Regions from separate parts of the Homo sapiens genome. Here region 2 is linked to region 1. Evidence: read pairs that join two places in POLR2A ChIA-PET (ENCODE). Cell type or tissue: OCI-LY7. All regions are shown on one strand. Each heading gives the region's core, and the rest is flanking DNA. Links, peaks and the distances in the headings are about the cores only.

Region 1 (16,579 bases), core at 7,940-12,939:
AGTTCTCCTGCCTCAGCCTCCCAAGTAGCTGGGGTTACAGGTGCCTACCACCACACCCGGCTAATTTTTTGTATTTTTAGTAGAGACAGGGTTTCACCATGTTGGCCAGGCTGGTCTCAAACTCCTGACTTCAGATAATCCACCCGCCTCGGCCCCGCAAAGTGCTGGGATTACAGGTGTGAGCCACCGCGCCCAGCTTTTTTTTTTTTTTTTTTGAGGGGGTCTCGCTCTATCGCCCAGGCTAGAGTGTAGTGGCACGATCTCAGCTCACTGCAACCTCCACCTCCTGGGTTCAAGCCATTCTCCTGCCTCAGCCTCCCTCGTAGCTGGGATTAGAGGCATGGGTCACCACACCCGGCTAATTTTTGTATTTTTAGTAGAGACGGGGTTTCACCATGTTGGCCAGGCTGGTCTTGAACTCCTGACCTCAAGTGATCCGCCCGCCTAGGCCTCCCAAAGTGCTGGGATTACAGATGTGAGCCACCACACCCAGCCAATATGAACACATTTCAATGTATATAAAGATGTATATACATTTTTATGTATTATAATATACAATCTATATGTAATATTTATAATACTCTTATGTTATATAGTTGTATAGACATGCCTACCATTAGAGTTTATCATTTTGTGCCCATTTTCTATATTCAAGTGTCTAAGAGCTAGACCTCACAGAATATTCCAGAGAAATTTACAGTCTGTATAACTGGAAACCACACTTCAAGAACTACTAAGTTAGACTGCCTCCCTAGGAGGAAGCATTTGTTATTGTTTCCCCCATCACCTCATTTTCTTAAGCTAGAACTAATCTATTAAGTTCCCACCTAAACAAATGATTGATCTCAGTTATCCTCTGACTAGAATCAAGACGTTAACAAAAACCTTTAACTCCCTCAAAATTATGGATCCACTGCTTCAGAACTATATGTCAGCTTTGAATTTAATGAACTCAGTAATGAGTTTTTTAAAAAGTGTACTTTTAAATGTAAAAATTTAGCTGACTAAAACTAACACAGGAACAGAAAACCAAGCACCACATGTTCTCATTTGTGAGTGGGAGCTGAACAATGAGAGCACAGGTCGGAGGGAGAGCATCAGGATAAACAGCTAATGCATGCGGGGCTTAATACCTAGATGATGGGTTGATAGGTGCAGCAAACTACCATGGCACACATTTACCTAAGTAAGAAACCTGCACGTCCTGCACATGTATCCCAGAACTTAAAATAAAATAAAATTTAAAACTTTACCTGACTAAACAATGTACATTTGTAGGTGATTTGCTAGGAATTTCCTACTAAGGAGGGACATTAGAAGACCTGGTACAGCTGATGAAATACTGAAAATCTTCATACTATGTAGAAAGCTTAGATTCATTCCCTTGCAGGTGACAGTTGAAGTTTTATTATTCTTACTTGTTAATGTTTCACGTCTTTATACCTATTTTCCCAACTAGACTTTAAATCCTTTTAGAGTGAGAAATAAACCTTGAACTCCTTTAGCACCCTCATTTCAAAAATGAAGAACTGCAGCCAAGAGAAAGGAAGTGAAATATCTCATGTCACAGAGCAAGTTCATGGTAGAGTAAGGACTTCTTTTCACCGTTTAGTATGCTTATCATAGTGTCTCATGAACAAAAGGCACAAAATCAGTTCATGAGTTTGATGAAGACCTGCCTTTCACCTTTGACCCCACCTCTTTCTGTTTCTTTTGTCAGACCTACAGGGCAGACAGGGGGAAGAAAATTTCTTAGAAAAAATAATAAATGGAAAAGTAAAGGAAAAAGGAAAACAATCACAGTCTATCAAATGTGATCAAATGAGCTGGGCATTAGCCTAGTGTGTCAGGAATTAATCATTTAAATTCAAACTCTTTGTCAAGTGCTTCTCTTGATCTATACTGCTGAGGTAGGAATATGGAGAACAAAAGGTAGAGACAGATGAGAAGACTAGCACTCTTGCCACATAAGTGCTAGGAGAAAGCTGTGGTTTGGCATTCTTATTAGATAGCAGTAATATGCTAAGTCTGGAAAACACTGCCAGCCAGCATTTTTCTCTAATGAGAAAAATAAGGCTTAGTTATAACAAGATAATAAATGAGAAAATTCTGTGTTCTTAGACAGCTGATATCTCTTAATCCTAAAATTCAACAGTCTGTTTTACCAGTTTTTAATGATCAGTGAATTGATTGAAAAGAAATTACAGAAGTTTATAGTCATTTTTACATACTTTATTTTATAATCTGAGGTCACTGTTCACCCCTATACATACAATTTTAGAGACAAAAGTGGTAAGTACTATGGAAGTAGAAGAGAAATAAATGCATGGCAAATGTAATTCTGCCTAGCCTTTTTTTCTTTACCTGTATAAGTTTTACATATGTATTGACTTCTCCTCCAGAGAAAGCAGCTAGCTCAATAACAATAGGGGGTCTGTCATATAAGTAAACAGTGATATATGATTTTTAAAAAATAGATTCAGGGGGTTACAGGTGCAGTTTGTTACATATTGGATGATGGTGAGTTTTTGGCTTCTAGTGTGCCCATCACCTGAATAGTGAACATTGTACCTAATAAATAATTTCTCTGCCGTCACCCCTCCCAACCCTACCCCTTTTGAAGTCCACAGTGTCTGTTATTTTACTCTGTATATACATGTGTACCTATTATTTAGCTCTCACGTATAAGTGAGAACGTGCGGTATTTGATTTTCTGTTTCTGAGTTATTTCACTTAGGATACTGGCCTCCTGCTCCATCCATGTTGCTGCAAAAGACATGCTATCAGTGAATGATTTTTGTATGAATAACAGACAGGATTGATGAGGTTGGAGATGACTAATTTAAGAGGGTATATTGCACATTAAGAGGCAACCCACAGTCTAATGTAAATGTGTTTTTTAAACATACATTTAAAAAAAATGTTAGAACCAATATTTACATATTGAGAAATTTTACGTTACAAATTCAGACTTTTGAAAAATCAGGAAATCTAGACCACATCCAGCAAGACAAAATATGGTTGCTCTTACTTAAAAGAGAGACTGAGGCTGGGCACAGTGGCTCACACCTGTAATCCCAGCACTTTGGGAGGCCGAGGCAAGCAGATCAGCCTGGGCAACATAATGAGACCCCATCTCTACAAAAATTAGCCGGGTGTGGTGGTGTGCACCTATATATAGTCCCAGCTACTTGGAAGGCTGAGACAAGAGGATCACTTGACCCTGGGAGGTCAAGGCTGCAGTGAGCTGAGATTGCACCACTGCATTCCAGCCTGGTTGCTAGAGCAAGATCCTGTCTCAAAAATTAAAAATAAATAAAAGAGAGACTAAGTGTTCAGCCTTCATTCATTAATGTACTCTTCATTCAGCCAATATTTTTCTAGTGCCTATTATGTGCCCGGTGTTAATCTAGGTTTTGAGAATACAGGAGTGAACCAAACAGCCAAAACTTCTACCGTTTTCATTGTATCAGGGAGACAGACAATAAATAAGATAAATAAGTAAAATATCTGTTAGTGATAAGTGCTGAGATAAAAACAATGAAGCAGAGAAGAAGGATATGAAGTTCCATGTGCGTGGGAAGTGGAGTCAAAATTTTAAATAAGGACCTGACTGAGAAGGTAAATTTTGAGTAAAGACCTAAAGGAAGTCACAGAGCTTGCCACTCAAGAATCTGGAGGAAGGGAATTCTAAGCAGGTAGAAAGGACCTGAGGTTGGAGCATGTCTGCCATATTTGAAGAAGAGCAAGGAGGCTGTTATGTATTGCTTTGCTTTTTTTTTTTCTTTTTGAGACAGTTTCGCTCTGTCACCCAGGCTGGAGTACAGTGGTGCAATCATAGCTTGCTGCAGCCTTGACTTTCTGGGCTCAAGCAGTCTTCCTACCTCAGCCTCCTGAGTATCTGGGACTACAGGCACATGCCACCATGCCCAGCTAATTTAAATTTTTTTTTTTTTTTTTTGTAGAGACAGGGTCTCTCACTATGTTGCTCACTATCAAGCTGGTCTTGAACCCCTGGGCTCAAGTGATCCTCCCACTATGGCCTCCCAAAGTGCTGGGATTATGGGCATGAGCCACTATGCCATGCCTGTTTTTCTTATAGCAGAGAAATATTTCTGTTCCTTTGTCAAAAATCAGTAAAGACTAAGAAGTCTTCATGCTTAAAGAACAGAGAAAGCATATCTTTTTAGTAAATAATGCATATTCCTAGACAAAGTGTATCTCCGTAGAAAAGAATCATTGTAAACACAATTATGAAACAAAATGGTGACAGCTATGACTAGTGTGCAGAAAAAGTGCCTGAAGAAAAATTTAACATATGGAAAGTAGGGTTAATATTTCAACAGGCTTTATTTTCACATGTACATGGTATGATGCTGCTGTAATGTATTAAATGGAAAATTTTTTTTTGAGATGGAATCTCACTCTGTCACCCAGGCTGGACTGCAACAGCGCGATCTTGGCTCACGGCAACCTCCGCCTCCTGGGTTCAAGTGATTCTCCTGCCTCAGCCTCCCAAGTAGCTGGGATTACAGGCTCCTGCCACCACACCCAGCTAATTTTTGTATTTTTACTAGAGAGGGGGTTTTGCCAGGTTGGCTAGGCTGGTCTTGAACTCTGACCTCAGGTGATCCACCCGCCTCGGCCTCCCAAAGTGCTGGGATTACAGGCGTGAGCCACCCTGCCCGGCCCGAAAATTTTCTCATATATCAAAACCTTTTACAGGTTTGAGTTTGTAAAATAGTGTCCATAAGTACATTAAGAATTATTGTTTTAAGGCCGGGTGCAGTATCTCACGCAGTGTCTAATCCCGACACTTTGGGAGGCCAAGGTGGGCAGATCACTTGAGGTCAGAAGTTTGAGACCAGCCTGGCCAACCCAGTGAAACCCCATCTCTGCTAAAAATACAAAAAATTAACCAGGCATTATGGCAGGCGCCTGTAATTCCAGCTACTCAGGAGGCTGAGGCAGGAGAACCGCTTGAGCCTGGGAGGTGGAGGTTGCAGTGAGCTGAGATCACGCCACTGCACTCCAGCCTGGGCAACAGAGCAAGACTCCATCTCCAAAAACAAACAAACAAAAAAGAATTATTGTTTGAATAAGTAAAGGCAGATACATATGTGCAGGTATCTAAGTAAGATGGAAAACTTAGAGGACATGTTATAAGAAAATGTTAATCATTTGTGATGTTTTTTGTTGCAACTGATAAAAACACATATAAATAACAATGAAATCTTTATTATGTGGAGATTAGGTTCTAAAGTCAGCACATAAGGTGAAGATCTGGGATGGTCAAAATTACTCTTGAAAAATCCCTTAGAAAGGTACAGCAAACCTTCTCTCATTCGTTAAGTCCATCATAGCCAGTCTTTTTCCCCATTGTTGGAACCAACCACCATTTCCTCAGTTGAGCACCAGATGATATAGTCTGCCATGTTGTATGGAACAAAACAAAACAATACAATACAAAACATTTTTTAGGCCAGTCACGGTGGCTCACACCTGTAATCCCAGCACTTTGGGAGGCTGAGGTGGGTGGATCACTTGAGGTCAGGAGATCAAGACCAGCCTGGCCAACATGGTGAAACCCTATCTCTACTAAAAATACAAAATGTTAACTGGGCATGGTGGCAGGCACCTGTAATCCCAGCTACTCAGGAGGCTGAGGCAAGAGAATCACTTGAACCTGGGAGGTGGAGGTTGCAGTGAGCAGAGAGTTAGACTTCATCTTAAAATTTTTATTTTTATCTTAAAATAAAATAATGATTAAAGCAAAACAAAACATTTTTTAAACACTAGAACTCTACTCAGCACAGGGATGCACCACACAGTGAAAAGTATGAAGGAACTGAGACCACCTAGGAGAAAAACATGTTTATATTCCTCATCGAACACTTATTCCAGGGCAGGTATGTTCCTTGAGTATGCAGTATTGCCCTATAGTGGGTAAAGTATTTCTTTTCTCTCCTTATCCAAGTAAATGGAATGAAGATACTCACTTCTACTGCATCACCCAGATACTTGTACACATAGCTATTCCACAAGGCAAAAGAAAATAGGTAGCACAAGTAGCATGCAGTGTGATTACTCAGTAATAGAGTTCATTTTCTTCAAAATATTCCCCCTGTTTAAAAGCTATTTAAGCACACATCAAGGTAATTAATGGCTTTATGCCATCTGTATGTTATGGCTCACAGTAAAAAACTAAAGAACTAAGCTAAAGTTTAGAACTAAAGTATACCCTCCCAATGGTGGTTAAAACAATTTTTGATTATGGCTACTTTTGTTATGATAGGAGATTTAGATTTTGTTGTGATAGGAGACATAGATTTTGAAATTACCAATCAACTCAAATAATGGGAGGGAAAACATTTAGGTGCTAAAAACTTTTCTTTAATCTGCCATGTGCTTTCAGGTAATGACCCGTAGATCGTTGACCAAGGAATTGATTTCCTAAGTGAGTTGGTGTTTAGGAAGATATGTCATATTTATTGCTTTATAGAGGTTAGATTTGCTTGAATTTATTGATATCTGAGTTATTTTCTATATGGCTGACCACTAAAAATAATGGGTATCTGCAAGATATTACTGAAATAAAGACACAGCCCAGCAAAGCCTTTATTTGACTTCTTAAAGGAGAAAAATATTGAAGACCATGGCACAGATGATAATCCTCTTAAGAAAATGTTACAGAGTAAGTGGTTATAAAAGGAATTGAGGCCTGAAAATTACCTGATAGGATATAATGTTTTAAAATCATTTCTAAACTATTTCAGGAGGCTCTAGAAAACCTCTCTCTCCCCTCAACAAAACCTTTTGAAACTGATTTGTGAGATTAATCATCCATAGGTTTCTTCTTTTTTTCTGTATCTAAATCCCTAATATGGCGAGTAGGGCTAGTTTTCGGTTGTGGGTTTTTTATTTTTATACAAATGAGGTCTCACTATGTTGCTCACCCAGGTCTTAAACTTCTAAGCTCAAGCTATCCTCCTGCCTCAGCCCTCCAAAGTGCTGGGATTACAGGCGTGAGCCACTACACCTGCATAGATTTCTTAAGACACTATCCCTCATGTCATCATCCTTGCTAGATTCTAAATTATAAAACTTGTTGGCTTCAGATTTATTTATTTATTTATTCTTTTTTTTTTCTTAATTGGTGAAGCAAATAAAACCAGTATTGGAGATCTCAGCAAGAGGCAGGGACTCATCAGAATCACTTGTGTTTCTGCCATAGTCTTTTCATTTTCCCCTTCAAACACACTAACACACTTGAGTAGTACTTTAGGAAAAGTATGCAACATAAGCAGAACTTTAGCAAGTTCATTAGGTTGGTACCATTCTGTCTGGTGATCTCACTCTTCTGATGCTAGCAAGGTGGAGGATAAAGCACCTTCCCTTGCTGTGGCACACACCAGGTGATGGGCACAGGCAAGCATCCACTAAGGTGCTTTCTTGCATACTTGTAATTTTGGTGGCCAAAGTATTGTGGGAATGCTAGAGCTATCAGGAGATTAAAATACAGTATCAATTCTGGCTTGTGTAAAGTATCACCAGACTTGATACTAAATCAGAAATGCTCTGCCTGTATTCTGGATTTTATATGTATTTCAAATTTTCATGAATTAATTTGTAGTTTTGAATCTTGTCAGTTTTCCAGAAATTTTTATAGCCATGAAGTAGATTGTATTATTATGCTCTTTTATTAGCTGACTTACATATTAATAATATATTCTGTGATTTTTAGGAGGAAACACAATTATTACTAGAAAACCTGCATGTTTATCATATGAATTACTTCCTGGTTTTGAGATGTCTTCATAAGTTCACCTCTTCTCTTCCCAAGTATCCACTAGGTCGACAGGTAATCCAAGCCTCCTCATTTGTAATCCATGAAGTAGGAATGTTAGTATTTTCTTGCTTTGGTTTTTGTAGCATTCAGGCATCAGAATGTGAAATGAAGCCAATCCTTACAATGAGAACACAATCTAAATCCATTCCAGCTGTAAACATTACTGGTAATTGATATTGTTTTTTTGTTCAGATGGCCACAGCTAGAAACAGCCGTATGAATCCCAGTGGTGTTGCTTCCCCTACAATGTTTTTGTACTAAGGCATTTGAACTTTCCTTCTTTAACACTTCCTTGTCACCTGTACTGAGAGAGCTGTTTCTCTTCCCTTAATGGAAGAAGGAATCTGTTTGAGAATGCTTGATGGTTAACCTTGCACTACACCCAGAATAAAAAGAGAAGCAGTACTTCTGCTGCTTGAAAAATTATGCTCAGCTGGCCTTTATGTTATTCGATAAACCTATCAACCATCTGTAGAGTAGATTTTAGCAGAGAAATTCTATATTCCTAAATCATCTTAGCTCAAAGCTTTGGAGAACAAATACCAGTATGTAAGAATGACTTGTTGGCTGGGTGCAGTGACTCACGCCTGTAATCCCAGCACTTTGGGAAGCCAAGGCAGGTGGTTCGCCTGAGGTCAGCAATTCGAGAACAGCCTGGCCAACATGGTGAAACCCTGTCTCTACTAAAAATACAAAAATTAGCCCGGCGTGGTGGCACACACCTGTAGTCCCAGCTATGAGGGAGGCTGAGGCAGGAGGATGGCTTGAACCTGGGAGGCGGAGGTTGCACTGAGCTGAGATCACTGCACTCCAGCCTGGATGACAGAGTGAGACTCCGTCTAAAAAAAAAGAATGACTTGTTCATGAGGTGATTTTTGCCATTGAGCCTTAAATGAGCCTCTTTTTCTCATTTTTCCTTTATCAGTTTCTTATTTTAAAATGACCACTGATATCAACCAATCTCAGTATAGCCTCATTTTACTTTTATATAAATTGCATTTTTTTTTTTTTTTGAGACAGAGTCTCGCTCTGTCACCCAGGTTGGAGTGCAGTGGCGCAATCTCGGCTCACTGCAAGCTCCGCCTCCCAGGTTCACACCATTCTCCTGCCTCAGCCTCCCAAGTAGCTGGGACTACAGATGCCCGGCTAGTTTTTTGTATTTTTATTAGAGACGGGGTTTCACCGTGTTAACCAGGATGGTCTCGATCTTCTGACCTCCTGATCCGCCCGCCTCAGCCTCCCAAAGTGCTGGGATTACAGGCGTGAGCCACCGCGCCTGGCCGTAAATTGCATTCTTATAAAGCCTGATCCATGAGATATATGCCAAGTCTATTATAATCTAAAGAAAATGACTTTTAATAACATTAATTTTTTTTGTGTTGACCAGAAATGATTTTTGCCAAACTAGTAGTGTGTATACACTTTTGGTTCCTCACAAATGTGTTGTTCCCTTACAGATCAGAGAGTTGTACTGTACATGTTTAGAAAAGAACATATGGGATTCAGAGGAGTATGCATCAGTCTTGCAGCTGCTGAGGTAGTTTTGTTTTTTCTTGTTTTTCTATTTTTGTCTGCTATAAGCCTGCCAGTAAGTAGCACCTTCCTCTAGAACCCTGCCTGCCAAAAAGTTTCATAAATAGCCATGTTGTGTCTAAGAATATTTGCATATATCTTGAATTTATCCATGTAGCTTATGATGTTTTTAATATAGCAACTATCCGTTTCTTTGCTGGTTTAACCTTGCATTTGAGCTTGTGGTTTTTAAAGGAAAATCCATGATTGTTTAGTCAAATACTGACACTACCCTAAGAGAGCTTAGATATGGATCATTTGAATCCAGCCAACTTTACATCATGGCAGGGAAAGCAAGTCATGAAAAGTGAGGTCACCATGTCCCCAACCTGGTTGAATGCAGGAAGAGCATCATTGGGTGATATGTACCCAGTGGTCACAGCTGACCTTGACTAGGAGCAGCAAGGAGTAGGCAGTGGCCTTGGTGCCTTCCCTCACCTTAACATTGGCTAATTCATAAATTATTTATCTAATAATATACAAGTAAATAAAATATCTTAGTGTTAAAGTTATTATTTATATTCCTTGGTTTCACTTCTTATATGTATAGTTACTTTTTAGTCTTCCATAAAAAAATGACACTTGGATAGTTATAAGGGGAAATCACATGTGAGCTAAGTTTCGCCAGTTTTATAATTTTCCTCAGAGGTTGTAAATGCTTATATAAAAATATTTTAAAGAAGTCTGAAAACTGAATATTTATTAAGTCTTGCTTTCCTCTGGGCCCACAAGAAAAGAACAGATGGGCACAGTAGGAGGAAAATTCACACTGAAAGCACTTCAAGTCCAGAGACTTAATAATACAAATATTAGTGATCTAGCAGGTGCAGCTTAAGATAGAAAATGAATTTCATGCTATCTGGAAAAATACCTCCCCATGGAAACTAGATTGCCACTGAAAAGCTGTGTTTTATTTCATTTTTTAAAATCCCAACAAGATTTCTTTTTTCTTCTTTTTTTTTACCCATAAGGAAACCAAAAAATCCCAATAAGATTTCTATGTATTTATAAGCTTATGTCAACTATAGTATTTCTGAGACTTATTTTGCTTTCTAAATATACCTATCTTATATACCCAGTTGATTCTTTCAGGTTTTTCTCTTTTAAGCTTTGTGATTAGTAATTGTCTTCCTTCTCCAGTGAGGTGTTCCCAGATTCATAGATTCTTTTGTCAAAGAGGAACTTGTTCTTTTTGTTCTGAACCTCCCAACACCAGTTGTCTTAGGGTACAGTCAAGAACCAAGAATGCCAGTTCCAAAGTAGGGTAAGGAAACATGAGCAGCAGTAGTAATGGTGATAGCAGTAACCATCACTTATTGAAGGCTTGCTGTGTGCAAGGCACTTTGTTAGGCACTCTCAGTACATTTTCCAATCTAAAACTCTTAATATACCTTTATGGTAGATATTATTAGGCACACTTTACCCCCTGAGGAATCTGAAACACACACAGGGATTAAGTGACTTGCCTGAGATCACCTAGCTGCTGAGGGAACCAGGATTCTACTCCAGGTCTGACTTCAAAGCTGTTATACCTTCTGCTTTTCTTGGCCAAGATCTAAAATATGGATTTGGAGATCTGAGTACAGCAGAAGCAAAAAATAGAAAATGAGATTTCATTTTGCTAAGCTGAGGTCAGAAACATGGGCAGTCAAGAGCAAAGCAATGTAAAAAGCACTATGGGTCAAATATAATACCTACAGCAAGGACAGGCAGGAGTCTGGGTTCTATAAAAGAGGAAAGGAATTGGGGAACCTCTGGGCTGGAATCAGCCTTTTCTCCTTTGTACAGATTTGATGTAGAGCAGAAGTCAGGGACGCTTTTTAGTTAAGGCATTCTCAATAGGCATCACCTGAACTTGAGACCATTCTCATCACCTGTCTTGAAATTTTATTTAACTCATGAGAGAAAAGACTAAAATGACCCCTGAATGATGCTTTGGAAAGAATAACTGCTTAAGGTACTATTAGAAACATAATCTAATTAAATTTCTTATTTGAAATTTTTTATAAGAATCAGCTTAAATTATTTTTCAAGAAAAAATGCTTTTTACAGATTGAGCATCTCTAATCTGAAAATCTGAAATTCAAAGTCCTCTAAAATTTGAAACACTTCAAATTTCAAAACTTTATGAGCACTTGTGATACCACAAATGGAAAATTCCACACCTGACCTCATGAAATGGGTTGCAGCAAAACAGAGGCACACCACAGTTTATTCAGCTTGCCATTGTTTGTTGCTGTTGTTTAACACTGATATGGGTATTACTTAGTTACACTTAACACATTATTTTTTCACTGTACCAATGGTGTGTCCTGTTTTTTAAGTGTTAAGTACTTATATGTGAATAAGTGTAAGAAAATGGTTGCATATAAATTCAAGAGTCAGTAATGATGGGGATACCAAGCAACTACAGATTGATTGTCCATCTAGTTGGCCGAGATAGTGACACCTTTGCTTTCTGATGATTCAGTGTACCTTGTTTCATGCAGAAAATTATTTAAATTATTCTATGAAATTACTTTCAAGCTGTGTGTAGAAGGTGTATTTGAAACATAAATGAATTTTGTGTTTAGACATGCATCCCATTCTCAAGATAATCTCATTATGCACATATGGCAAATATTCCAAAATCTGAAAAAATCCAAAATGCAGAACACTTCTGGTCCCAAGCATTTCAGATAAGGGATACTCAATCTGTATGTGGAAGCTGACATGTTTAAATAACCACAGATCAGATGAGATCCAGCCCATTCAGGTTAGTATGGCTGTAGACATCCCTCTACCCCTAATTCTTCTGCTTTGTTTGGGAAGAACATGGAAGAAAAGGTGACTTCTGCCTCCGCTGCTCTTACCCCCACCATAGTGGCCTTTGGCGATGCCTCCTACCTTCCCCCAACAACTCTCTTGCGTGTTAGAGAGAAGGGGCCCTCCCAGCACAAAGTTGCATTCCTCCCCCCAATTTATTCTAATTTATTAATTTAGTCCCACCCCTTCTGAGCCTGCAGCCTTCTGCAGCCTGGGGACTGTAGAGTAAGTAGCTGCCCCAGCCCCTCCCAGGCCTGACCCAGCCTGGGGAGTGGGACAAGGTGTGGGTGTGGCCCTGTTGGAGGTTGATGTTGCTGTTTTTATCTCTTGGCTTTGTGTTTGTGTTCTGTGATACTTTTTGAGAAAGAAGAGGCCAGGCACAGTGGCTTACGCCTGTAATCCCAGCACTTTGGGAGGCCAAGGTGGGCGGATCACTTGAGCTCAAGAGTTTGAGACCAGCCTGGGTAACATGGTGAAACCCCCTCTCTGCCAAAAATACAAAAAAAAAAAAAAAAAAAAAAAAATTAGCCTGGCATGGTGGTGCACATCTGTGGTCCCATCCTTGGAGGCTGAGGTGGGAGGATCACTTGAGCTTGGGAGGCAAAGGTTGCCCTGAGCTGAGATCGCACCACTTCACTCCAGCCTGGGTGACAGTGAGATTTCGTCTCAAAAATATACATATAAAAGAAAGAGAAAAAAAGAAATGTGAGCAAAGCAGAAGGAGGCGGATTCAAACCCCAGTGTGTCACGCCTCATGCCTTTTCTTTAGTGGTGGGAAACCCTTATCTTGTAAAGGGAATGTGTCCCCTTCTTCAGCCAGCCTCTAGTGTATTTCACAGAAAACAAAACCTCCCAATAAAACTGTTGAAACCTGGAAAATAAAACAAACAATATGTCATCTACTTGAAGAAATATCTGGTGACCATTTAAAACATATTTACAGTGACTTTGTAATAATGTGGGAGAATGTTTATGTCACATATTTATTAGTGGAAAAAGACCTATATAATTTTATATCACAGTTATTTTTTAAATGTATGCAACAGACATTCATGTGTGTGGGGAGCATGCAAGTGTTCATTTATAATATATGCCATTATTTGACATGAGCTCAGTGGTTCTGCATATGTTCTGCCTTTCCTTGCTCAGTCAACTCTTGGAGTATGAAGACCACATCCCTATATGGGATATGAGTAGGTTAATTTTTCACTCAACCCTGTGTCATTATATAAGGATATGTTTCCATTAAAAAGCCATTTGGGAACAGAAAGTAGTAACAAATGATGCTAACCCAGCAGTGAGCTAGGTAAGTACAACTGTTTTTCCTTATCAGATGTGAAAGACTGTAAGAGGAAAATTTTACCCCTCTATTGGAGAAAATTTCTGAACACCCATCTAGAAATCAAATGCTAGGCCAGTAATTTTTCATATTTTTAAAATTCACTGAACCTTGCATAAATAAGGTTTTAAGGGTTATTGTAAATCAGAGGCAGCTGGGTGTGGTGGCTCATGCCTGTAATCCCAACGCTTTGGGAGGCCAAGGTGGGGGCAGATCACAAGATCAGGAGATGAGGAGTTCGAGACCAGCCTGACCAACATGGTGAAACCCCGTCTCTACTAAAAATACAAAAAATTAGCCAGGCGTGGTGGCAAGCACCTCTAATCCCAGCTACTCGGGAGGCTGAGGCAGGAGAATCACTTGAAACTGGGAGGCAGAGGTTGCAGTGAGCCGAGACCTTGCCATTGCACTCCAGCCTGGGCAACCAAGTGAGACTCCATCTCAAAAAAAAAAAAAATCAGAGCCTCAACTTAAAGGAGTATGTTGGATCAGCCAGATCTGAAGAGTACTACACTCTCATACCAGTAGCAGTGGATTCTTGGATTGGGGATAATGAAAAGTGTGCCCCACTTCTTAGGGGAATTTATGTGCTCTACCTCATCAATTGAGAATTACTCATCTACAGTTATTCCATTTTCTTTCAAATGAGGAAACCAAGGCCAGAAACATTGACTTTTCTACAGTTGACAGAGCTGAAACTCTTTCAACCCTATTCCAGTTACTTAGAGGTGGTAATAAAAGGAAATTTATGGTTTTGTGGCCAGTATTACATGTTCAGAGTGTATCCAAAATTTTAAACCAGCAGAGCAAGCTTCTGTGGACTCAGATACCCTCCTCCCCCATCCTGACACTAGTCATATTGGCACAGGACACAGACATAAATGAAAGGAGCCACAGTGTCTAGTCTGCTTATCCTAAGTGTAACCTTATGAGCTTGCAAAGAAACAGACTTACAAATCGAAGGTGATTGATAGCTGGAGGAATTTACCTTAGGCTAAAGGAATTATTCTAATTTCTGAGTAAGGCTTTTGACTTAAACAGTAATATATTAGCAGGTCAGCTCAGCTTTCATTGAGTAAAAAAATAAAATAAAATAAAAACATGACCTGAATAATGATGTTAACATTTGATCACTTCAGCTTAGTTCAAAGAGACTAGAAATTTGGACTCTAAGTAATGCATTATTTCCTGACTTTGCAGATCAACTTTAGGTGATATTTAAAGATCTACTTAGGAAAAATGACACAGCTCCACAATCTATGATAAGCTTCCTAATAATCTAACTTATGATGATGTAGATTTATCCATCCAAGAGCTTTGTAAGACTGCATCATTAAAATATAATTTCTGGCAGGCACGGTGGCTCACACCTATGAATTAGAGCACTTGGGAGGTCAAGGCAGAGAGATCACTTGAGCCCAGGAGTTAAAGACTGGCCTAGGCAACATGGAGAAACCCCATCTCTACAAAAAATACAAAAAGTATATGAGCGTGGTGGTGCATGCCTATAGCCCAAGCTACTTGGAGGCTGAGGCAGGATCACTTCAGCCCAGGAGGTTGAGGCTGCCGTGAGCTGTGATTGTACCACTGCACTCCAGCTTGGGCAACAGAGTGAAACCCTGTCTCAAAAAAATTAATAAATAGGCCGAGCATAGTGGCTGACGCCTGTAATTCAAGTACTTTGGGAGGCTGAGGTGGGTGGATCACCTGAGGTCAGGAGTTCGAGACCAGCCTGGCCAACGTGGTGAAACCCCGTCTCTACTAAAAATACAAAAATTAGTGTGGCACATGCCTGTAATCCCAGCTACTCAGGAGGCTGAGGCAGGAGAATCAATTGAATCCGGGAGGCAGAGGTTGCAGTGAACCAAGATCACACCACTGCACTCCAGCCTGGACAACAGAGCAAGACTCCGTCCCAAAAATAAATAAATAAAATGAAAAATAAAGAAATAAATGGCCGGGTGTGGTGGCTCACGCCTGTAATCCCAGCACTTTGGGAGGCCGAGGCGGATGGATCACGAGGTCAGGAGATTGAGACCATCCTGGCTAACACGGTGAAACCCTGTCTCTACTAAAAATACAAAAAATTAGCCGGGTGTGGTGGCAGACGCCTGTAGTCCCAGCTACTCAGGAGTCTGAGGCAGGAGAATGGCGTGAACCCAGGAGGTGGAGCTTGCAGTGAGCCGAGATCGCACCACTGCACTCCAGCCTGGGCGACAGAGCAAAACTCTGTCTCAAAAAAGATAAATAAATAAAAAATAAAAATAAAATGAAAAATAAAAATAGAAATAAATAAAATAATATAATTTCTTTATTTTAGAAAAGGAATTGCCAATCCTGAATTTGCATCACATTAGGGCCTTCACAATTATCTGTAGGCTTACAGATGATGAAATCAGGCTTGGGACAGAATTGTTAAAGCTCTCTTTGAAACAAAAGATATTGAGAGTCACTGTTTTTTTGTGTAATGGTTTCCAGGCTTCAATGTGCATAAGAATTAGCTGAGATATGGCCTAGCGAGGTGGCTCACGCCTGTAATCCCAGCACTTTGGGAGGCGGGCTGATCAGGAGGTCAGAGAATTAGCTGAGATATTGATCATTTCAGCTCTTTCCCCAGAGCTTCTGTTGGGAACGCTGGTATGGTGTTTCAGCAGGAATTTGCATTTAACAAGCACTCTGGCACATTCAGACAGATGACCCAGGAACTATACTTTGACAAATACTTCCAGAAAATAAAGGGAGAGGTTAAAAAAAAAAAAAGCGGGGAGGGGGAAACTTTTGAGGAAAACAATGAAGCCATCAAAGGAAAAGTCTTTATTTGTGGAGAAGCTGAATGGCTGTAGGCAGTTGATCTCAAATTGGCTCGAAAACTGGACTGCGGTATTCCGCTAATAGTGAGCTAATGGTTTTTATCACAGTAAACAGAAAAAAAGATCTGAATTTGTATTTTGTTTTTCTTTATTAAACATTTACTGCCTACTGTCACTTTTCTGTTAGCAAAATGAACAGATAAC
Region 2 (16,579 bases), core at 4,743-9,742, 78 kb after region 1:
CTTAAGTATGTGCCCTCAAGTACCTGCACCCTTCTTCAAAAACTGTTTACTCTTAACTTGACAGAAAATTCAAATGTGCTTGGGGATCTTATTTTCCAGTCCAAACCAACTGGAAGAATATACTAGGAGAGAGAAAAGAGAATTAAAGGTGCTATACACTGGCTACAACAAGCAGTAGAATCATTGGATAGCAATAAAAGAGACTGTCAAAAATAACTACAGAATTGAAAAAGAACAACAACGTTGAGACACCTCCCTGTCAGGACAATTAGCCCTACCGCGGCTCAACTGCAGCTGAGGCTCCCTTGTATTATTATAATATCATATATAACAGTGGTAGGGTTGCCAGATTTAACAAAAATATAAGATGCCCAAATTCAAATTCAGTTTGAATTTCAGATTAACAAGGAATAATTTGTTAGTATAAATATGTCACAGGCTGGAATGCAGTGGCCCATGCCTGTGACCCCAACACTTTGGGAGACTGAGGCAAGAGTATTGCTTGCGCCAGGAGTTTCAGACCAGCCTGGGCAATATAGTGAGACCCTATCTCTATTTTTTAAGAAAGTCACAAATATTGCATGTATTTAGCTGAAATCCAGATTTTACTGGGTACCCTGTATTTTATCTGGCAACCCTAAGTAAGGAGCACAAGACAGTGACCATGAATCATCAAGAAAAGCACAAACTATGTTTAGTATGCAGTTCAAAAAATGTGTAACAAACATGATATTAGAAAATATTCTGCCCGGCCATCAGAGAAATGCAAATCAAAACCACAATGAGATACCATCTCACACCAGTTAGAATGGCAATCATTAAAAAGTCAGGAAACAACAGGTGCTGGAGAGGATATGGAGAAATAGGAACACTTTTACACTGTTGGTGGGACTGTAAACTAGTTCAACCATTGTGGAAGACAGTGTGGCGATTCCTCAGGGATCTAGAACTAGAAATACCATTTGACCCAGCCATCCCATTTCTGGGTATATACCCAAAGGATTATAAGTCATGCTGCTATAAAGACACATACACACGTATGTTTATTGCAGCACCATTCACAATAGCAAAGTCTTGGAAGCAAGCCAAATGTCCAACAATGATAGACTGGATTAAGAAAATGTGGCACATATACACCTTGGAATACTATGCAGCCATAAAAAAGGATGAGTTCATGTCCTTTGTAGGGACATGGATGAAGCTGGAAACCATCATTCTTAGCAAACTATCGCAAGGACAAAAAACCAAACACCGTATGTTCTCACTCATAGGTGGGAATTGAACAGTGAGAACACTTGGACACAGGAAGGGGAACATCACACACCGGGGCCTGTTGTGGGGTGGGGGGAGGGTGGAGGGATAGCATTAGGAGATATACCTAATATAAATGACGAGTTAATGGGTGCAGCACACCAACATGGCACATGTATACATATGTAACAAGCCTGCATGTTGTGCACATGTACCCTAAAACTTAAAGTATAATTTTAAAAAATAATAATAATAATAAAAGAAAATATCCTGGCTGGGTGCAGTAGTTCACACCTGTAATCCCAGCACTTTGGGAGGCCGAGGCGGGCAGATCACCTGAGGTCGGGAGTTCGAGACCAGCCTGACGAACATGGAGAAACCCTGTCTCTACTAAAAACACAAAATTAGCCAAGCGTGGTGGCGCATGCCTGTAATCCCAGCTATTCAGGAGGCTGAGGCAGGAGAATCACTTGAACCTGGGAGGCAGAGGTTGTGGTGAGCAGAGATCATGCCATTGCACTCCAGCCTAGGCAACAAGAGCGAAACTCCATCTCAAAAAAAAAAAAAGAAAGAAAAGAAAAAGAAAATATCCCATAGAAGGTATTTAAGATTCAGATAATTTAAAGTTTCAGTTGTTTGGAAAGTTAAATACATGAAATACTTTGGACCATGCATGTTCTATTCACTGCAGAGTGCCAGCTATAAACTAAACAGTAAACATTTGATGAATAATGAAAAGCTTCACACACTATCTCCCCATTGGTGGGGGACCTCAAGCCCCTAAAGGTTGTCTCTAGCCCCGCCTCATCATTTAGTTTTAGAATTCCCTCACACCTTCTACTGCAGCTGTCTGTTCCGTTGTCTTGCTTAAGTCCAAGCCTGACTCAGAATTGGTGTCACTGTCTGTGTCAGGCTCTCGTTCCCTCTTGTGCCTTTTGTCCTGTGGTTCCATGATGCCACCACAAACCTTCTCTGATGAGGCTTTTTGAGAGAATGAGATGATGCCTGCACTTCCCCAATATTTTGGGCTTCCTCTGCAAGCCCATTGTTATAAGGGTTAGCCAGGTGCATGGTGTGAAGGAAATGATAAAAGAGGCTCAACTCTTACCCCAGGAGCAGCTTTCCTAACCCCACCCACTGATAACAAGCATCACCTTGGGACTGATTATTGGTCCCTTGCAGTCCTCAGGGCTTGTGTTAAAGTTAGGGCTTTATAGAGTACTCAAAAAATTGCTAGATTTTATCTGAAACTTGTGTGCCACAGTTTGTTATATATTGTGGCCAGATGAGTACAAGGAATTGTCCCCATCTTGTACTTAAAGGAGACAGTTCACACTCCTGGTATGGTTTGCCTCTGAGTAGTGGGGTCATGGAGTGGGTCCATGGGAATAAGACATTCCTACCTTCAAAGCTTACTTTCTATCTTACAAGCTTGTCTGAAAATTCTTTTTCAAAAGTCCCATTTATCATAATAATTTGGAAAAATAAAATACAATTTTTTTTCTGGAGAAAAAAAGTCATCCCAGTTACCATCAATCTGGAAATTAAAAGCCAGTACATCACACGATACTGTCTAGTGCATAATAAACCCTTAGTTAGCCATGTCTATTATTATCATGCTAAGGAAAACTCCAAAATCTCCCCAAGCCTTTTTGTCTATTAGATTGCCTACAGTCCAGTTACGGCTGCTGAGGTCCAGTTTCTGAGCCAGCTGCCCCCACCACATACACACCCAAGCAGAATGCTGCCAATGACTTTTATTCAATTTTGTCTTCCTCCTGGGTAGTGAGTTTAATTCTCACCTCTGACTGCCTTTCTAGGATGTTCCTTATTATCTTCTATTGTGTTTCAGAGACTTCTTACATGTCTTCGCAAAGAAGAGTGGGAGTTCAGACTCAAAACTGTCAAACTAATATTCCCAACCATTCTCCAGCTGACATTCCAATTCTAATGGAGTCTCAACTTTTAATGTTTTGGTCATGCACAATTGTCAATTTAAAAATTCACAACCCTTCTGAAAGAAAGTCCATGAGTATTCATTGAGAAGAGAATCAGCCAGCCCAATTGAATGTTCTCTGATAAGCATGCAGTACAGGAGTAGTGACTGTCAGGATTATGGCCTAATTTCCAACCTCTAAAACCTACTGTGCCTTTTAGGTTACAACAGAAGATAATAGTGATTGGGTTCATTAAATCTGTGTGTTGGCAGTTTATTTTGGAATATGAAAAGTGACGTGAAAGATGAGATTGGGGTGCACACAAAAATTATTTTGAACACCTAGAGTAGTCTTTCTTGTTTAAACAACCATGTACTGCGAGTCTGCTATGTCTAAGACACTGTTTGACAACACGGAGGCTAGCAAGATGAAGAAGACACTGCCCCTCCCTTACGCTTATAGTCTAGTGGAGGAGAAATGTACACAAATATCACTAGAGAGAGTGCAAAAGAGGGAACTCAGATAACATCTAAAGTTCCCAATCAGTGCAGTTGGGTTTTAGGGTGTGTGTCACTTTAATCCTGCCTAGATAGGTGAGTTACAGCCTAGGTTGGCAATATGTGAGGGGAATATGGCAAAACCTGCAATGACTTTTGCACCAACCTAATAAAAGTTATTGTTTACAGAGGATCCCACCATGGCCCAGGTGTGTTCTCAGCTTATCCTAATAAAAATCCTACATGGTCATAGTGTTAATCCCATTTTACTATTGAATTTGTGGCTCATGCCTAAGGTCACACAGTCTAAAATGGAGCAGAGTAGAGACTATTACTTTCTATCACAGGGGTCATGTCTTAGTTATTAGTTATCTTAGTATCTCTGTGGCCTCACAGAGGGCTTGCCACACACCTGAGGACCGTGGCATAGTGTCACTGACACATCTGCCAAGAAGTTAAGTGAACTAGAGCAGAGCTTCTCAAATTTAAGATGCCTGTGAGTCACCTGGGGGATCTTGTTATAATGCAGATTTGGATTCTACCAGGTGATGCCAATGGTGTCCTACCAGGTGATGCCATTGCTTCCCCTGGTCTATGGTTCACATTTTGAGTGTCAAGGAACCAAGAGGAATGAAAGGAACCTGAACTTCTGTCTATTTAGGTGAAGTAAAAGATGTGGTTAATATAATTTGGGAATGATTTTTAGTGATCTGTAGGTAAGTGCTAGCTGTTTTAGAGAAAAGATGAAAGACATTACTTAGAAAAGGCAAATAAGTCATGTGGACCATGTCATTTCACAATACTCTTGGAGAACTCAATCACTTAGAACAGAAACGTGATACTGCAATAATCAATCATCTTTTAAAGCTTGGTACTCAAGTGTTAGGTTCCATGGAGAAACAAAACAGTGAGGGTGTGTGTGGTGGCTCATGCCTGTAATCCCAGCACTTTGGGAGGCTCAAGGTGGGCGGATCACTTGAGGTCAGGAGTTCAAGACCAGCCTGGCCAAAATGGTGAAACCCTGTCTCTACTGAAAATACAAAAATTAGCTGGCTGTGGTGGCAGGTGCCTGTAATCCCAGCTACTCAGGAGGCTGAGGCAGGAGAATCACTTGAACCTGGGAGGCAGAGGCTGCAGTGAGCCAAGATCATGCCACTGCACTCTAGCCTGGACAACACAGCAAGACTCCGCCACAAAAAAAAAAAAAAAAAAAAAAAAATGAGGCCTTTGTAGGAGACATGTTTTGTGCCCTCTGGAACATAGTGAGACTCTCTTTAAAAAAATTTTTTTAGGCCTGGAGCAGTAGCTCATGCCTGTAATCCCAGCATTTTGGGAGGCTGGGGCGGGTGGATCATCTGAAGTTAGGAGTTCGAGACCAGCCTGGCTAAAATGGTGAAAACCCGACTTTGCTAAAAATACAAAAATTAGCCAGGCATGGTGGTGTGTGCCTGTAATCCCAGCTACTCAGAAGGCTGAGATGGGAGAATCGCTTGAACCCAGGAGGCAAAGTTTGCAATGAGCCGAGATTGCACCATTGCACTCCAGCCTGGGTGATACAGCAAGACTCTGTATTAAAAAAAAAAAAAAAAAAGAAAAAAAATTTTAGTTAACCACTTCTACTTATTTCCATTATGATGCTCTGTAAAATTTAATCCATCTCCTTCCTTCAGAGTTTCTTTACCACCCAAGTCAACAGTGTGAAACGTGCCTTTAGGATCTTATTAGGTTGGTGCAAAGGTAAATGTGGTTTTTGCCATGAAAAAATTTAAATAGTAGTATACAAGGTGTTTGTTTCAAGTGTACATATCAGCATTTAACATAGAGAATTGCTATTTCCTTCATGACTTTTTGTTTCATCACAAATAAGGAATAACAAGAAAGTAGTGAAGCAAGACTCTATTAATTGTGTATACCTAGGCTTTCAATTAACAATATGTACATTTTTTGTAATTTATCTTTTCCTGTCTTTCCTCTGATTTTTTTTGTTTTGTTTTGTTTCACTCTGTCACCCTCTGGAGTTCAGTGGTCCCATTTTGGCTCACTGCAGTCTCAACCTCCTGGGCTCAAGCAATTCTCTTACCTCATACATGCCACTACACCCAGCTAATTTATTTATTTTTTATTTTATTTTTATTTTTTTTTCAGAGAGAGACAGGGTTTTGTCATGTTGGCCAGGCTGGTCTTGAACTGCTGAGCTCAAGCAATCTGCCTACCTCGGCCTCCCAAAGTGCTGGGATTATAGGCATGAGCCACTGTACCCGGCCTGCCTCTGATTATATTTATTAAAATATATGTCTATTGAATCAAATAATAAAAAATATGGGCTTATATTTCATATTTTCTCTTTTTTATTTCTTTTTTCTAGTAATTAATTTTGTTCTATTTACTAAATTATTGGTAAATATGGATTGGGGAAAAAATCTGTTCCTTCAGGTAGTTTGAGAAAAATTTCTCTATAGTAGTGTAGCTGCCTGTTAATGACTACCACCATCAAAGCCAGCATGGTGAAAAAGAACACTATTAGCTAATATATACAGAGTGTTGACTGTGTGCCAGGCACTGTTCTGAGGGCTTTATGTGTATTAACTCATTTACTCTTATAAATTAGCTGCTATTGTATCATTCTTTTACTGATGAGAAAACTGAGACATAGAGAGGTTGAGTCCCTTGCCCAAGGTCACACAACACTGAAGTGGCAAAGCCCAGTTCTAGAGTCCATGCCCTTACCCACAAGGGGATATAAGACACAGATTGTAGTCATAGTTCACGTAATAGCTGCAGGCTTAGGTGACTCATTTAACCCCTGTGGGAAAAGAAAAGAAAGAATTAGAAAACATAACAAAAGCTACATGGCAGAGTCCTTACATTGTGCCAGGCATTGAGCTTAGTGCTTACATGCATGATCTCACTGTCTCCTAAGTGTGGGGTGATACAGGAAATGGCTTCAGGTAGTTGATGGTTTAGTGGCACATGGGCTAGGCAGAAATCAAATTGCATCACATATTGAGAAAGCCGTTCCTTCTTTAAGCCTCTGACTCCTAATTACACCTGGCAGAGAGTCTCCCTTTGGTGCAGGTCTTGAATGACTTTCTAACATCAACTTACTTCCTTTTGTTATAAAAAAAGAGTAGGCCTTAGGCTTAACACTTTCTCAGGCAACAAGTTCTTTAATTTTCATTGCACCTTCAATTTAGGGCAAGTAGTGTTGCATTTATAACAGTGATATAAAATTTCCTTTTAAAACATTTATTGAAGTTTAAAAAGTGAGCAACAGAAAAACACCAAGAGGATAATAGTATAGGTCTTACACGGACTTGGCAAATGTTATGACTAAGGAAGTTTGGAAAATACTACATTATCTTTCAAAAACTCAGTAAGGTAGGTACTATTCTCTATTTCTAGGTAGGAGATCTGGAATTTAGAAAAGTTCAGTAACCTTCCCAAGGCCACTCTGTAGGAAGTTGAGGAGCTGAGCTTCAAACCTGGAAGTGTCTGCTTCCAAAATCAGTGCCCTTGACCATGTATTGCCTCCTTAAGATGATGACTATGTATGTTTCCTGCCAGGACTAGCACTCCAGACTGCGTATATGTCATGATTTGAAAGAACAGTTATCAAACAGTTATTAAAGTGTGGTCCTTTCAGGCGGTCCTCTGGGTAAAGGTATTTTCACCAAATACTAAGATGTCATTTGTGTCTTTCACTCGTTTGCTCACCAGTGTATCGGGGAGTTTTCTAGAAGCTATGTGACATGTGATATATCACAACACATTGAGTACAGAACCACAGATGTGAATCCAACTGTCTTCTCTTATGCTGGACATTAAAAAGACTTGCAGAAACATACATGATGCCATTCTTCTCAGTAAATCTTTTTTGTTTGTTCATTTGTTTTGGAAAACACAGGTTTTTTTAAAGTCATTTTTGTTAACATGTCATGGGTTTATTGTTATTTTTAAATGAATTAGTAAATACTTGAAACATTTATCCATCTTAATTTCTAAAACAATAAACATCAATACAATATAGCCCACATAAACAAGTTTTTGGGGGTTGTCAAGAACATAAAGGGGACCAGGTGTGGTGACTCACCCCTATAATGCTAGTGCTTTGGGAGGCCAAGGCAGCAGGATAGCTTGAGCCCAGGAATTTAAGACCAGCTTGGGCAATATGGCAAAACCCTATTTCTACCCAAAGTACAAAAATTAGCTCTGCATGGTAGCACTCGCCTGTGGTCCCAGCTACTTGGGAGGATGCGGTGGGAGGATCACTGGAGCCCGGGATGTTGAGGCTGAGTGAGCTGTGATCATATCACTGCACTCCAGCATTAGTGACAGGGCAAGACCCTGTCTCAAATAAATAAATAAATAAGTAAATAAAAAGAATGTGGCTGGGCGCGATGTCTCATGCCTGTATTCCCAGCACTTTGGGAGGCCGAGATGGGTGGATCATTTGAGGTCAGGAGTTCAAGACCAGCCTGGCCAAGATGGTGAAACCCTGTCTCTACTAAAATTACAAAAATTAGCCAGTCGTGTTGGCAGGCACCTGTAATCCCAGCTACTCAGGAGGCTGAGGCAGGAGAATTGCTTGAACCTAGGAGGTGGAGGTGGCAGTGAGCCGAGATCGCACCACCGCACTCCAGACCGGGCAACAGAGCGATACTCCATCTCAAAAAAATAAAAAATAAAAAAGGCTGGGTGCGGTGGTTCACGCCTGTAATCCCAGCATTTTGGGAGGCCGAGGCAGGCGGATCACCTGAGGTCAGGAGTTCAAGACCAGACCGACCAACATGGAGAAACCCTATCTCTACTAAAAATACAAAATTAGCCGTGCGTGGTGGTGCCTGCCTGTAATCCCAGCTACTCAGGAGGCTGAGGCAGGAGAATCGCTTGAACCTGGGAAGCTGAGGTTGCAGTGAGCCAAGATCATGCCATTGGGCTCCAGCCTGGGCAACAAGAGCGAAACTCTGTCTCAAAAAAAAAAAAAAAAAAAAAAAGAGAGAATGTAAAGGGGTCTTGGGTACAAAGTTTCAGTTAGGAGAAATAAATGATAAGTATTTAAGGTGACAGATATGTTAATTAGCTTAATTCAGTCATTCCACATTATATACATATATGATAACATCACTGCGTACCCCATCATTATATAAAATTATAATTTGTCAAAGAAAATTATTTTATAATTTAAAATAAAAGAAAAAAGTGTAAAAAAGTCTTAAGATGAATATGTGATAGAATAATATTTTTAATAATTAATGGTAACTTTTTTCTCCCATATTTCCACCCTTCTTTTTCTCTCCCACTCCATTCCATTCAAGCATGTATTCCTTGCATCACATTCGAGCACGTGATTCATTGCTTCAGAAGAGGAACATTACCAAGTGGAAAGCAGAAATGGTTTCTAGCTTTTGTGTTTCCAAAAAGCCTAAACCTATTAAGCGAATTATGCCCAGTGCTTTGAGGCAGTAATAACAAAATGGAGCAAGTGCCACTGAGAAAAAATAGCAGCAGTATTGAGAGAGGGCAGCTTTCCCAGGACTAGAAAAATATTTCTAACTTCCTGAGAGTGGGTGTAGGGAAGAACAAAGACAAGAGGGAGATTAGGGGATCAAAAACGAGAGGACTGGGCTGAAGAGGCCAGGAAGACAGAAACCAGACACATCTCAGCTACAGTGGGCCATCTTCCAGAGTCCAGGAGCCACCTGGGAGCTGGGAACTGCCATTGCCTAAATCCAGAGTCTCTGAGAGCCAGCTATTCCCTCTCCATGTTCATGACTGTCTGCAGGAGTAACACCATTTGCCTCATGCAACCTGAACAACTGCACCTTCAAAACATCCTTAGCCCATCAGAAGCCCAAGTAAGAGTAGCTGGGGTCCTGGATACCCAGAGGTTTGGTGAAAGTCAAGTGGAAATCAGCTCTAGAGTTCATATGGGGGGATTCTGCCTGGAATAAGCTGTAGGTCCACCCTGAGCTGGGAGAGCAGTTCAACATACCAGAATATTAGGATCACCAGACAGACCTGCTGGGAGTCTATAGCAAATAAGGGCCTATGCTGTGTTCTAACAGAAGCGCCAACTGATTGTATAATAGTTGATTGAGGTCAGCTTACAAGTGAGTTTTCCTGGTCCAGTATAGGGGATTTGCTTTGGTTGGTTGTTCTCATCAGAGTGCTTTTGGGAAGAAAAAACTCTGCAGGCCCACTGTCTTTCTTCACATCTAGCCCCTTCACTCATTAACATTCCTGCCTGGCCCCTGAGGACATCTAAATTTTCTGAGCCCTCCTATGCAAAGTGCTCGACCTACAATAGGGGGATTCCTTGACATGAAACCCTGACACTATACAAAATCACAAATACATGCATTTTTCTAAGGAGCAAGTCTTAGCTTTCATCAACTACTCAAAGGAGTGTCTGATACTTGGGTTGGAATCCTGGCTGCTGTTTACTAGCTGTGTGACCTTGAGCATGTCACTTAACCTGTCTATGCTTCCATTTCCTTATCTTTGAAATAGGGATGGTTATTTATTTTTGTATTTACTTATTTATTCAGAAACAGAGTCTCACTCTATCATCCATTTCATCCAGGCTGGAGTGCAGTGGCACAATCATAACTCACTGCAGCCTCAAACTCCTGGGCTCAGGTGATCTTCCCGTCTCGGCCTCCCAAGTAACTGGAACTACAGGCACATGCCACCATGCCAAGCTAATCTTTTAATTTTTTGTAAAAACAGGGTCTCACTATATTGCCCAGGCAGGATTCAAACTCCTAACCTCAAGCAATCATCCTGCCTTGGCCTCCCAAACAGGGATATTAATAGTATCTAACTCTAAGGGCTGATATGAGGAGCAAATGAGCTAGTATATGTAGAGGGCTTTGAATGACCAACTCTATATAAGTGTTTGCTATCATTATTATAGAGGACATAGACCACAGGGGGGATGGGAAGCCTGTGTCTAAGGGAAGACAGTGTAGAGAGGAGAGTGAGTACACCTTTGTTAAACCCAGCCCATCTTTAGGACGTACCTGCACAACCTTCAGAGCTTGCTTACTCAACAAAGGGTCCCGGCATAAACCTCACACTGGAAGTGGGCAGGGAGGCTGCGCTGCCTGTGGCCAGAAATGTGCTAGCTGCTAGGTTATTAGTGTACCTCCTGTTCTAAGAAAGACAAGGATCTGAAGGTGGTAGTAAGAGGGCGCCTGAAGTCGTAATCTTGGAGACCACGATTCTGCCCTAGAAGCCAATGTCCCCTAAGTTCTGGGCTGTAGTCGCCAAGCTGGCCTGGAGCAGGAGGTATAGCAGAATCAGACAGCAGAAACTGGAAACCTGCTCCTCCACTTTCTAGCTGAGTGTTCTTGGGCAACTTACTAAACCTCCCTAAGCCATCATTTCCTTTTCTGTCAAATTGAGCAATAATATACGCACTATGGTCAAATAATTAATGTATGCAAAGCACTTAGCAAGTACATAGTGAGTGCTCAATAAACAGAGCCAATACTATGGTAACGCTGCAGTATTGAGATCAGGCTGACAGGGAGCTGAGTGGCAACTGATCAGATGGGGAATCCTAGAAGAGCAAGTTGAAGGAGTAATACAGTGATGACACATGTGGTCCATTGTGCAATTTTTTGCTTTGGCTTGCCTCAAAGCTTGGGATCCCAGATTTGTTAGGGTCTCTTTGGGCTTCTTAGGAACCAGGAGGGAGGAAAATAAAGATCAGAATATTCTTTCAAAACCATTTCCTCCCTCCCCACCCTAACATTCCTATGAAGAGAACTTGTGATACTGCTTATCTTAACAGAAATCCAATCAAACTAGCTTAAGGACACAGAACTTTCTCACAGGCCTGGAGAAAGGATGTGATCAAGGCCACAAGCCCTCATCTCTTCTGCTTCCAAGGTATCCCTGTTTCTTTTCATTCTGCAAACCTACTTTCTCCTTTTTATGATGTACATGATAAAAAATTGTTGACCCAGACAGCACTGCATGATTTCCTGGCTTAAATACAGCAGACTAGAGGTGCCCTATTCTCCAACCCAAATTCCTGGAAGAGGGAATTTATTGGCTCAGCTCCTATCACATACCTGCCCCTGATACTCTCAATCAAATGTACGTATATATGGGATGGGGGGATTAAACAGATTGAGTAGTGCAGACACATAATTTCAAACAATTTGTAGAAGAAAAAAACCAAATGGCTAACAAACACTTGAAAAGATACTCGTCTTCACTAATATTCAAAGAAATGCAAATTAGTACAACAATGTGAGGTACTAATTTTTTTTTTGGACTGTCAGATTGGCAACAATGAAAAATAAAGGTAACTGAAGGAAACTTGCTAAGAGAGGAAGGTGATATGATTTTTCTGGTGTCCTATTGGGCATTATGTTTTAATATTTTAAATGTGCATAAGCTTTAACCCAGTTATTTTACTTACACAAATTTATCCTAAGGAAATAATCAGAACATGCATAGGCATATATCTACATATATGTTTATTGCAGTATTTCAGTATTTAAGAAAAACTTAGAACATCCTATATGCCCTTCAGCGGAGGGCAGAGATTATGGTACAAAAGAATGCTGAGAGACCATTATAAAAATTATAAAGAATGAGATGGATCGGTATGTAAAATGTATATGACAAATTGTAGAGAAAAAAAAAAAGCCAGGCATGGTGATTCATGCCTGCAATCCCAGCACTTTGGGAGACAGAGGCAAGTGGATCACGTAAGGTCAGGAGTTTAAGACCAGCCTGGGTAACATGGTAAAACCCTGTCTCTACTAAAAATACAAAAATTAGCCAGGCATGGTGGCACACACCTGTAGTCCCAGCTACTTGGGAGGCTGAGGCACGAGAATCATTTGAACCCAAGAGGCAGAGGTTGCAGTGAGCCAAGGTCATGCTACTGCACTCCAGCCTGAGTGACAGAGCAAGACTCTATCTCAGAAAAATAAAAAAAGCAAGGCACAGAAAAGAGTGGATAATATGACCCCATTTTTGTTAACATATAGAGTATGTATTATGTACTATACATAGTATATTCGGGGTACATACATATATGTATACACACACATATATATATTTGCGTGTGTGTGTGTGTGTGTGTGTGTGTGTGTGTGTAATATGTATCTGAAAGAATACATATTAGATCCTTTTGTAGTTCATGAGCAAGATGATTGGGTGATCATGCACATGTGTGAGATGGGCCATCCTCAAACCTTGTTACAACATTGGCATATTACCCATCTGATATGAAAAAACATATGAAACTAATAATTGTGGCCTCTGGGAATGGAATTATGGGAAGTTTTCACTTTCCACTTTATCCCTTTTCATATTGTTGAATTTTTTTTAAGCATGAATTACTTTTATAATCAGAAGAAAAAGCAGTGAGATATTCAATTTTGGGAGGAAAAAAGAGTACAGATTTCATATGTGAAAGGAAAATACCTACTATTTTAAAATTAAAGAAGGAAAACAAAAAATCCAATATTTTCCCAGTAACAATCAGGCATAGCAGGTGGCAATAAAGTCTGCCCCTGCCCAGGGCCTGGGGTTGTTAGGAGGAGCTCTCTAGGTTAGACAAGAGAAAAGTCAGAGGAGCACCACAGAGTATATAGCACTATCCTTTTTTTTTTTTCCTCACTCTATTACCCAGGCTAGAGTGCAGTGGCATGATCATAGCTCACTGCAACCTTAAATTCCTGGGCTGAAGCAATCCTCCTGCTTCAGCTTTCCAAGTAGCTGGAACCAGGATGCATTCCACCATGCCCAGCTAATTTTTAAAACTTTTTTGTAGAGATGGGGGAGTGTCTCACTACCTTGCTTAGGCTGGTATTTAAATCCTGGCCTGAAGTGATCCTCCTGCCTCAGCCTCCCAACGTGCTGAGAGTACAGGCATGAGCCACCACACCTGGCCTAAGGACCATCCTATTTGAAGAATTTGGCTTACCTGCAACCCAAGGGCCTTTCTCTTCTGCTATAAATGAATTAATGAACTTAATTAAATCGAATTTAACTCTTCAGCTCAAGGCCAAAAATAATATATTTTTACATTTATATATGAAAAGAAGAGGCAGGTAAATGATGAGAAATGAGGTATGCAACCGAGTGAGGGCTTGGATATAGGAAGACCTAGAGGCCCAGCTGGGAAACTGGAGGTGGCCTGGGGTAATTCCAGAGACATATTTACTTGCTATCAAACATGGATTTGTATGGGTGCTCAGATGTTTTTTCTTTCTTTCTTTTTTTTTTTTTTTGAGATGGAGTCTTGCTGTGTTGCTCAGGGTGGAGTGCAGTGGCGCCATCTTGGCTCACTGCAACCTCTGCCTCCTGGGTTCCAGCAATTGTCCTGCCTCAGCCTCCTGGGTAGCTGGGACTACAGGCACGTGCCACCACACCTGGTTAGTTTTTGTATTTTTAGTAGAGACAGGGTTTCACCATGTTGGCCAGGCTCGAACTCCTGACCTCGTGATCCACGCTCCCCACCCCTCCTCCACCGCCAAAGTGCTTGGATTACAGACGTGAGCCACCACATCCAGCCGGATGCCCAGATTTTTAAAAGAAACTTGAGTAGGTTGAGAAATTAAGATCCTCACCAGGATAATTGTTACTTTTCTAAGTGTTTCCCTTTGGATCCTTCCTTTCTTCATAGGAACATACTAAACGTTCAATGCCACAATGGATTTCAATGGGGAAAAACTAATCTTGCTTTGTAGACAACTTTACAGGAATGCCTCAGTTTCATACACTGCAGGATAGTTGTATTAATTTGGCATAGATAGAAATTTCAATTAACATAGTCTTTTTTCTTTATTTGCAGCAGTTCACCAACAATGCATTTTAGAGCATTGCTCACCCTCAGCATTAGAACTGAGTGAATCTTCTGTTGAAATGGAGGCATCTATTCACCACATTACTTTTTCAAGCCTCTAACACCTTAACAGGCAAACCTCAGAGGAAGGTCTGCTTTCCTCTTCCTTTAGAAATCCCCCCTAAGCAAGAAACATTTGCTGAATGCCTAGCTGGGGACTTCAACATTGTTAGCACATGTGAGCAGCCTTCCAAAACTGTTTACAGTAATGGTAACGTTGGTAATAATACACCATTGGACTTACTGCAAAGACAATTTTTTCAATGTTTGTTCATATAAAACCTGCCAAATTGTCGATATTAGAGTTGGTCATTCCTTACATTATGAGATTCCTAAAATGAAAATAGCAGTAATAGATCCTGAGAGCTGTGAGGTCATTTTGTTCAGTTTACATATTAAGGACATGAGTCTTTGGAAGATTAGGAAAGTTGTCTATAGTTTCATGACTACGAAATGGCAGATTTTTTTTTTCCAAACCCCATGCATTTTTTTTTAATCACAACCGTGCATGCCTCTCTCAGCCCCATATCTGCCCCAGAGATGTCAAACATTCCCTCCTCCCTACCCATATACTGCCTTGGAGACTCTACCCCGCTCCTAACTTGGAAGAGAGAGTACTACCTGCCATGTGACTGTGCCCCATCAGTCTCAGTTACTGACCCAGGAGTAGACATCTGACTCAAACTGGGTTGATCGAATTCTCTCCCAGGAATTTGGAATAGGGACAAAGAGGCTGAGTCATTTAGCTGTGTGGAGCCAAGCTGCAAGGTCATGCCCAGCTGGCCTGCCACAGCAGGCCAAAACCTCATGCTAGCCACAGTGAAGGGAAGCTGAGAAACCATGAGTCAGCAGAAAAAGCTCATCTGCAAACAAAAGAGCACAAAGATGGGGCCGACTGATACTCAGAGTCAAATAGAGAGGCCATGTACCTCAAAAGGCAGAGGAGAGAGAGAGAGAGAAATAAAATCTGCATAATCCCCTTCTTGGCCCTATAATGCCCAGCAGCTGTATCTCCAGCGCTGGCTTACTGTGACCCCCATAATAACCTCTGCCTTTCAATCAACCCTCTTTTTATTTGAGTTAGTGGAATTCTGTTCCTTGCATGCAAATTCTTCCTAAGACACTTCACAATTCATATTGAATATATTTTGGGGTAGAAAGACTATTCTGCTCTTTATGACGATTATGGAAATTGAGGTTTTATCTCAAAACCCACAACAGGCTGAGCAGCTTTCGGCATTCTCGCCACTAATTATCCAGACTCCGGAGACTGAGCTTTCAAGGTGAGTGGTTTTCAGAACTGCAAATGAGAGCCAGCCCCATTCTGGGTCTCTTTCCCCAAGGATATCTTAGAGATATTCAGTTCAGGAAGAGAGGTCTTATTGTAGTATGTAGTTGCCATCTTGGGAACATATGTCAGGACTTCCTAAAGTCTTTCTGCTTAAAGTTTCCAAGAAAGTATGGAGCCTGATTTCTCATAAAGCCACTTTTCCTTTAAAGGTACTTGTGGAATCTCTATAGGCCCAAGGTTGACATGACCATATCCGTGAAAAGCTCAGGTACTATTTCTGTGCTAATCTCTTTAGAATAACAGAAAGAATTTATTTTAAAAATTCTACTTATCTTTCTCAAATTATTAGAGCTAATCCTAGTATAAAATAATGGAGAAATAGTTGAGTAAATTAGAGTGCATCAGCTGGTGGAATACTATGCAGATGTTAAAAGGGATAATTAACAAGATTAAACAACATGAAAAGACGTTTTTGATTCAATGAATGAGGAAAAAGGTAGAATACGAAATTGTAAGTATCAACCTTATAAGTATCAACCATGTGAAAATGGGTTTACATAAGGACATTTTTCTTGGTGGTCTTTTTTTTTTTTTTTTTGAGACAGAGTTTCGCTCTTGTTGCCCAGGCTGGAGTCTGGAGTGCAATGGCGTGATCTCCGCTCACCACAACCTCCACCTCCTGGGTTCAAGCGATTCTCCTGCTTCAGCCTCCTGAGTAGCTGGGATTACA

What was found. ChIA-PET counts read pairs that join two places held together with the same protein. Peaks named below come from ENCODE experiments on the same cell type or tissue, not always from the same donor. Only the 100,000 strongest peaks of a DNase experiment are listed, where the experiment ranks them.
Region 2: POLR2A ChIA-PET joins it to region 1 with 5 read pairs; 4 of 35 experiments call an interaction of 5 or more read pairs at or near these places.

The regions. Positions count from the first base shown.
Region 1 is chr6:87,627,101-87,643,679 of GRCh38, forward strand. It overlaps ORC3 (origin recognition complex subunit 3), which reads left to right. Exons shown (of 20, transcript NM_012381.4): 12 at 7,745-7,861; 13 at 9,307-9,386. Among named protein-coding and RNA genes, the nearest start is that of ORC3, 45 kb to the left of the region's middle. RefSeq lists an enhancer at 12,244-12,760. In OCI-LY7, for the core only: no CTCF peak of the experiment used is centred there; no DNase peak of the experiment used is centred there.
Region 2 is chr6:87,708,082-87,724,660 of GRCh38, forward strand. LOC124901528 (small nucleolar RNA U13) reads left to right here and starts at 12,834; the gene lies at 12,834-12,937. RefSeq lists an enhancer at 2,121-2,260. In OCI-LY7, for the core only: no CTCF peak of the experiment used is centred there; a DNase peak (open chromatin) is centred at 6,660.